Regions from separate parts of the Homo sapiens genome. Here region 1 is linked to region 2. A link is a contact called in ENCODE Hi-C or POLR2A ChIA-PET data. All regions are on one chromosome and are shown on one strand. Each heading gives the region's core, a stretch centred on a gene start or an enhancer-like site at or near the end of the contact. The rest is flanking DNA. Distances are from core to core; before and after follow the strand shown. Region 1 holds the start of ILF3-DT (ILF3 divergent transcript). Region 2 holds the start of FEM1A (fem-1 homolog A).

Region 1 (3,772 bases), core at 995-3,494, 5.9 Mb before region 2:
AGCTCCAGGAAGATAGGGAGAGTGATAAATAGCGCCCAGTGGCGGCAAGGCCAAGCCTGGCAGTCATTGCTAGCCTCCAATCTGAACTAAAGAATATTCCAGACAACACTGGGGCCTGCAGACTCCATTCACAAATCCCAGGGACCAAGAGCCACCCACATAAGCAAGGGGCCCCAGCACCACGGAACAGGGAGAGGAGCACCTGCCAATGTCCTGCGGCCTCCTCCTGCTTTCCAGCTGTGAATGAGGCCCTGGTTCCCACACTTCATTCACAGTCTGGGCGGCTACTGTAACTACATCCCACGAGACCACACACAAAGCATCACGCACAAGGGACAGTGGCAGCACTCTGAGCAATCCATGGAGATTCCCATCCACAAATACCTGAGGAAAAGAGAGCTTAAAGTCCTAAATTTGAATCCTAACTTCGGATGGCACCTCGCGATTCCATGTGGACCACAAATATGCCATCACACCACTCATTTTAAAGAGAGCAAAATCTTGAAAAAGATTCAGCAGCAGTGAATTACCGGAGTCCAGAAAAAGAAACCACTGAAACCGACGCTTCGTTGCTGATCCATGTCACCTAAGCAGCAACTGGCAAACAATGTTGGAAATGTGGAGAAGAGATCCCTCATTCTCCTCAAATTTGGCCACTGAACTGGGGGAGGAGCATGCAGACCGCCGTACACCCCAAATAATTCATCCAGGCGGTGAATTAACTGGGGCAGAACCTCATGAGTAACCTCGAGAATCTCAATCGTTCAACTACTTGAGAAAATAAAGGTAGAAATGGGTTTTAAGCATCCACGTTTCGGGGCCCAGGCTTGCACCCAAGTAGATTGCCGGTCTAGAGAAGGCAAATACTAACAATCTGGAAAAACATTCAACAATGAAAACAAACTAACTAAAGAAAAAGCTGAAACCCTCTCAAGTTTTGACCCTGATCTGAGAGAGGCCTGGCTGACCAGAGATTTGGAAACCCGACGAACCCACAAAGGCTTCCTCAGCAATCCGCGTGGGAAGGGGCTTCCAAGGAGGGGGTCCGCCTCTCCGCGACCTGTGAGGACAAAGGAGGCGACTTTTCCCGCCTCGGGAACCTGGGACTCTCCTGGAATCGGGGGCGGGACCGGGACAAAGAGGAGGAGGGGGTAGGGAAGGAGTGAGGAAGGGGGGTCGCCCCGCCGCGGAACTCGGGACCCGAGGGGGTGTGTGCTCCAAGCACGTGCGCGCGTCCCCAGGACCCCCGCAACAGACAAAAGCCCAGCCGCGGGGAGGCGGCAGCCGGGGGCCCGGTGCGCGCGCACCCCCCCGCGCGTGGCGCCGCCGCCGGCCGAGGGGCCGCGTGCGGGGGGGAGCGGCTGCGCGCGCACCGAGTCCTCGCCGCCGCCGCAGCCGCCATTTTGTTTCCTCCGCACAATGGAAGAGAGTTAACGGCCGAGCGCGGGAGCGAGGCCGGCAAGGGAGGAACGGGCCAGGCGCCGGGATGAGGGAACCGGGCGGAGGCGGCGAGCGTGGGATCCCTCCAGCCTTGTCACCGCGAACCCTCAGTGGGGATCTCACTGAGGGCGGGCGGGGGGAGGGGCAGAGGCGGGAGCGGGCCCGGCCGCCGCCACATTGACGCTTACCTTGTCGGCGTCCCCTTCTTCGACCGCAGCCGCCGCCGCCGCCCTCCTGCCACAGCCCGCCGGGGTCTGCCCCCAAAAGCCACGCGGTGCGCGCCGGGCTGCTGGGTCCAACTGCAATGGCGAGAAGAGGAGGAGGAGGAGTCCGGACCGGGGGCGAGCGGGCGGGCGGGCAGGCGCGCGCCGGGGAGGTGCGGGAACACGTGACCGGCTGAAGCCCCGCCCCCTTTGACGCCGCGTTGCGCCTCGACGCAGGCCCAACCCAAATGGGAGGGAGGGGCGAAAAGAGATAAGGGGGGGGCTGAGGGGGTGGGCGTGAGTTGCACGTGGTGCAAGCGGGAGTGTTTGCGTGCGTAGTCACGTGACTTCGGCACCTTTCCCTCCGCTTTCGATAGGTTGCTCCATCATGTGACAATGGCGAATTTCGCGGTTTCCTTCGCCATCTGACAACTTTTGGCGCCTTCCCTTTGCCGTACTGGGAGTCCTCCATCACGTGACGAGGGCACGCTCTGGTTTTCGCTAAGGCGTTTTTTGAGCGGCCATTACCACGTGATGCAAGGCAAGCGTCAGAGGCGGAGCCTCCCTACGGCTGCGACATTTTGCGCCTGCGCGGCCGCCATCTTACGCCCGTCGCCCTGAGTACGTTAGCGGAAATGGCTCCGAGAGGCTTTGACGCATGTGTACCTTTTTAGTGGCGGTATCTCGGCCGGGGATTTTCGGGCTCCAGTGGAGGTGGCTATGCTCACCCCATCTCCCTTGAGAGGCACAGAAGGTTAGAGATGTGTGCGAGGAACGGCCAGGTCCAGCGTCTCCTCGTTGCTGCCCCTTGAGCCCGGGACCGGCGCCAATGCGCGCCCGGGTTCTTGGGTTCTTTCGTCCCGCAGACCTGCCTTGGTGTGGCGTCCCTGGGCCGTAGCTTCCGAAGGCTGCAGCCGACCTGGTCGGGGTCCTCTAGCCCGCCTTCCCCTTCCCCCATTGACAGATGGAGAAACTGAGGCCCAGGCCAAAAAATATCTCACTAGAGGGCTCACCGCCATTTCCTGGAAAAATTGGGGCTGGGACTCAACGGACGCTCGTCCAGCAGCAGCGCGGAGCTCCGAAGTAAAGGCGCCCGTGACCGAGTGCTTTGTCCTTACAAGCGTGGTGTTCTTGAATGCTTCCAGGCGCCTTATGAGGCCCCCGATGTACAATCTGTGCTTAACTAAACCCCACTGTCTTCCAGGGTCAGGTTGGCCATCCGCAGGCGTAGTTGCTAGGAAGGTTTGACAGATGTCCGCCTGTTGATTCAGACGTTCCCAGGATTTGGAGCAAGAAGAGCAAGGAAGGCCAGGCGCGGTGGCTCACGTTTGTAATCCCAGCACTTTGGGAGGCCGAGGCGGGCGGATCACGAGGTCAGGAGTTCGAGACCAGCCTGGCCAGCATGGTGAAACCCCGTCTCTACTAAAAATACAAAAGAAAATTAGCCGGGTGTGGTGGCACATGCCTGTAGTCCCACCTACTTGGGAGGCTGAGGCAGGAGAATTGTTTGACCTGGCAGGCGGAGGTTGCAGTGAGCCGAGATTGCGCCACTGCACTCCAGTCTGGGCGACAGAGCGAGACTCTGTCTCAGAAAAAAAAAAGAGCAAGGAGGTGTTGAAAATGGGTTTCCTGGCTGGGCGTGGTGGCTCACGCTTGTAATCCCAGCACTTTGGGAAGCTGAGGTGGGCGGATCACTTGAGGTCAGGAGTTTGAGACCAGCCTGGCCAACATGGTGAAACACCGTCTCCACTAAAAATAGAAAAATTAACTGGGTGTGGTGGAGGGCGCCTGTAATCCCAGCTAATCAGGAAGCTGAGACAGGAGGATCGCTTGAACCCAGGAGGCGGAGGTTGCAGTGAGCCGAGATTGCTCCATTGCACTCCAGCCTGGGCGATAGAGTGAGACTCAGCCTCAAAAAAAAAAAAAAAAAAAAATTCGCCAGGTGTGGTGGTGTGCGCCTATAATCCCAGCTACTCAGGAGGCAGAGGCACAAGAATGGCTTGAATCACTTGAACCTGGGAGGCAGAGGTTACAATGAGCCGAGATGGCACCACTGCACTCCAGCCTGGGCGACAGAGCGAGACTCCGACTTCCCATCTTAAAAAAAAAAAAAAAAAAAAAAAAGAAGT
Region 2 (3,828 bases), core at 683-3,182:
CCTGCTTCGATCAGGGCATTCATGATGGCCGGGCAGTTGTTCTGGGCTGCTATGTGTAGCGGGGTGTTGTTGTCAAAATCCCTGCTGTCCGGGTCGGCCCCGCAGTCGAGCAGCACTTTGACCACGTGCAGGGAGGGGAATCTGCCCACGGGATAGCGGCCCACGTTTGTGGTGTCCTTGTCCACAGCCATGTGCAGAGGGGTGAAGCCGTTCTTGCCCCTGGGCGCGCACTTGAGCAGGCGGTAGACGGTCTGGTGCTTCAGGTGCTCCTGGCTGGGGGTGCACTCCACTTTCTCCAGCAGGTAGAGCAGGTGGAGGATGATGGCCAGCGCCTTGGTGAACTGGGCTGAGTCTCCGGGCTCCCTGGGCAGCTGCAGGGCCCGTTCCACTTCCCGGACCCCTTTGGTGAGAACCCCCATGAGGTCTGCAAAGCCGATCTGGGTGCCCAGGCTGCCTTTGGCGGCCCGGTCCTGAAGCACGTAGGAGAAGAGTTCCGCGAAGGAGAGGAAGCTGCTGGCGGTCATGGGGCTCAGAGGCTCCAGGTTGCTCTGTTGCATGTCCAGGGCGTACTTCCACAAGCGGATGCAGCGCTCGAAATTGCCCGAGTCGGCGTACACGGCACCCCTGTAACGGATGTAATAGGAAGTGTCCGGGTGCGAGGGACCGAGGATGCGCTCCCGGATCAACAGGGCCTGCATGCGCATCTCATCCGGGTCGGTGATCAGCGCCTCCAGCTCCTCGGTGGTGTTGACCTCCCTGGAATAGTCATAGGCCAGGACCAGCTGTGGGGGCTCCGGTTTGGGCAGGTACTCGCCCCCCTGGTGACGCAGCTCCATGGCCCGCCTCCAGTGTTTAAGGGCCCCAAGCAGATCTCGTTTCTTATCCACATACGTAGCTCCCAGCAATTCCAAGGCTTCCACGGCAGCTTCCCGGCTGGTGGGACAGCAGCTTTCGTAAGATTCCCCGTTCAGTGGTTCCTCTGGGGAGGAGCTGCAGCACGGAGCCCCCTGAGGCTGCGCACACCCCTGGCTGGTGGAGGGGTCTTCTTGGGGCAGCCCAGGCTGAGCCTCTCCCCCTGCGACCTGCTCCTGGCCGGGCTGCTCCTGGATGAGGTACTCCACGATGTTGGTGTGGCCCGTCACGCTGGCCGCGAGCAGCGGGGTCATGCCGTAGCCGTCACGTTCCATGCGGGCCTTGCACCCCAGCAGCAGCTGCAGGATCTCCAGGCTGCCGGACTCGGCGCAGTCATGCAGGGCCGTGTTGCCCTTGGCGCTGCGCCGGTTCACCTGGGCGCCCTGCTCCAGCAGGTAGCGGGCGATCTCACGGTGGCCCTTGTAGCACGAGATCATGAGGCACGTGTGGCCGTGCCGGTTGGCCACCTCCAGGTCGGCCTGGTGCTCGCCGACCAGGTAGCGCACCACCTCCAGGTGGCCGTCGAAGCAGGCGGCGCGGAGAGGCGTGGAGTTGGTGCGCGTGGTGCGGTTCACCGAGGCCCCGCGGCGCAGCAGGCTCCGCACCACGTCCAGGTGGCCGGCTGCGGAGGCGGCCCACAGCGGCGGCGCGCCCTCGATGGTCTCGCCATCGAAGTGCACCGAGCCACCGGCCTCCACGCTCGCGCCGCACCGGTCCACCAGGTACTCCACCACGTCCAGGTGGCCGTAGCGGGCGGCGATGAGTAGCGGCGTTCCCCCGCCGGCCACCTCGCCCGTCAGCTCGTCCAGTTCCTCCCGGCTCCGGCCGCTGAGCAGCTTCTGGAGCAGCTGCAGCTTGCCATCACGGGCGGCGTTGTACACGGCGGTGCGGAGGTCCATGGTTCGGGCCTCCGCCAGGCCATGGGCCGGCCGCCGGGGGACGGGGAGACGGAGGATCAGAGCCCGGACGGGCGGGAGGCAACCTTCACCGTCCCCCTCGCCGCCATCTTAGGGTCTCCTCGGGCGGAACAAAATGGCTGCCGCGACCCGACGGATGGCAGCACGCCGGGAAATGGAGTCCTTTGCGCGGGCCCACTCCATAGAACAGAAAAGGAATCTTGGGGGCTCAAGACTACACTTCCCCAAAGGCCACAGGACAGCCCCTGAGAGCTGTGAGCGCGCGGCATGGTGGGAATTGGCGTTCCAGTCGCAGCGCATGGCATCGGAAGCTAGCAATTTGAGGACTACAATTCCCGTCATGCAGCGTCACACGACCTAGCTTGTGGGAACCGGCGAAATTTGGTGACGTACTTCCCGTGGCTATCTCTGCGTCAGAGCGTATAGAAAAAGCAGGCGCGATACCCTTAAGGACTACATTTCCCAAAAGGGATCACGAGCGACTCTGAGCCAATCAGGACCGAGACCGAAGGCTAAAAGCGACTAGAGGGGACGCGTCTGTTTTGGGCTTGGAGCACGGGCAAGCGGCCCACCGGCAGGGGGCGCCCGGAGGAGGCCGAAAAGCTGGACGGGGCGAAAACGTTTTGAGCTGGGAGAACGGTAAAAAATGACGCGCTCACTTCTTATTCTCACATTCATATATTCATTTATTCATTTACATACATTTATGTATATTCTAGTATGTGTCAGAATTTCCTTCTTTTATTTACGTATTTATTTTTATTTATTTCTTTCAATAACTTTGTGGGGTTTTTTGGTTTTGGTTTTTGTTTTTGAGACAGCGTCTCGCTCTTGTTGCCTAGGCTGGAGGGCAATGCCGCAATCTCGGCTCACTGCAACCTCTGCCTCCCGGGTTCAAGTGATTCTCGTGCCTCAGCCTCCCGAGTAGCTGGGACTACAGACATCCACCACCACGCCCGGCTAATTTTTGTATTTTTGGTAGAGACGGGTTTCGCCATGTTGGCCAGGATGGTCTCGAACTCCTGACCTTGGGAGATCCGCCCGCCTCAGCCTCCCAAAGTGCTAGAATTACAGGCGTGAGCCACTATGCCCGGCCTGACGTGCTGACTTCAATTCCTTTGGATAAAGACCCAGAAGTGGGATTCCTGGATCACCTGGTAGTTTTATTTTTAAATTTTTCTTTGGAACTTCCATACCATTTTCTATAATGGCTATACTAATTAAAATTACCATCAGTAGTGTATAAGTGTTCTCTTCAAATCCTTGCCAACGTTTGTTACCTTTCGTCTTTTTGATGATAGCTATTCTAGCAGTTGTAAGGTGATCCATTCCCTGGCATTTTTTGACAACAATGAATTATATTATGAAAAAGAAATCTTTGGTGACCCGAATTCTTTATTTTTAAAGTTTATTCGAGGTGTAATATATATACAATAAAATGCATTTTTAATAAAGAGGACAGGTTTGGCCGGGCAAGGTGACTCACACCTGTAATCTCAGCACTTTGGGAGGCTGAGGTGGGAGGATTGCTTGAACCCAGGAATTCGAGACCAGCCTGGGAAACATAGCACATCTCTACAAAAATAGAAAAATTAGCCGGGCGTGGTAGCGTGCACCTGTTGTCTCAGCTACTCGGGAGGCTGAAGTGGGAGGATCGCTTGAACCTAGGAGGTCAAGGCTGCAGTGAGCCGTGATTGCACCATTGTACTTCAGCCTGGGTGACAGAGGGAGACCCTGTCTCTAAGATAAATAAATAAAAATAAATAAAGAGAACAGGTGTGACAAACATGCAGCTATGTAGCCAGTATCACAACCAAGATGTTCAACAGCGTCTTCATTCAGAATTGTTATCTCATGCCGGCCGGGCGCGGTGTCTCACGCCTGTAATCCCAGCACTTTGGGAGGTCGAGATGGGTGGATCACGAGGTCAGGAGATCGAGACCATCCTGGCTAACACGGTGAAACCCCGTCTCTACTAAAAATACAAAAAATTAGCCGG

The links. A loop is a pair of places that touch in the nucleus more often than their neighbours do. ChIA-PET counts read pairs that join two places held with the same protein, here RNA polymerase II (POLR2A). Pooled maps may share reads with other maps.
Region 1: a pooled map shows a loop between it and region 2 (17-fold over the local background). The contact joins the promoter of ILF3-DT here to the promoter of FEM1A in region 2. A Hi-C loop is called at or near these places in 1 of 50 pooled maps. POLR2A ChIA-PET finds 5 or more read pairs at or near these places in 2 of 52 experiments (OCI-LY7 and PC-3).

The regions. Positions count from the first base shown.
Region 1 is chr19:10,652,344-10,656,115 of GRCh38, reverse strand. ILF3-DT (ILF3 divergent transcript) reads left to right here and starts at 2,244. Exons shown (of 1, transcript NR_024333.1): 1 at 2,244-3,772. It overlaps ILF3 (interleukin enhancer binding factor 3), which reads right to left and starts at 1,770. Exons shown (of 20, transcript NM_017620.3): 1 at 1,629-1,770. RefSeq lists silencers at 1,443-1,602, 1,683-1,922 and enhancers at 2,013-2,482, 2,723-2,892, 2,758-3,259, 3,260-3,762.
Region 2 is chr19:4,789,838-4,793,665 of GRCh38, reverse strand. It overlaps FEM1A (fem-1 homolog A), which reads right to left and starts at 1,932. Exons shown (of 1, transcript NM_018708.3): 1 at 1-1,932. The coding sequence starts at 1,811. LOC124904620 (a long non-coding RNA gene) reads left to right here and starts at 2,374. Exons shown (of 2, transcript XR_007067103.1): 1 at 2,374-2,468. RefSeq lists enhancers at 308-964, 1,252-1,311, 965-1,621, 1,842-2,111, 1,622-2,279.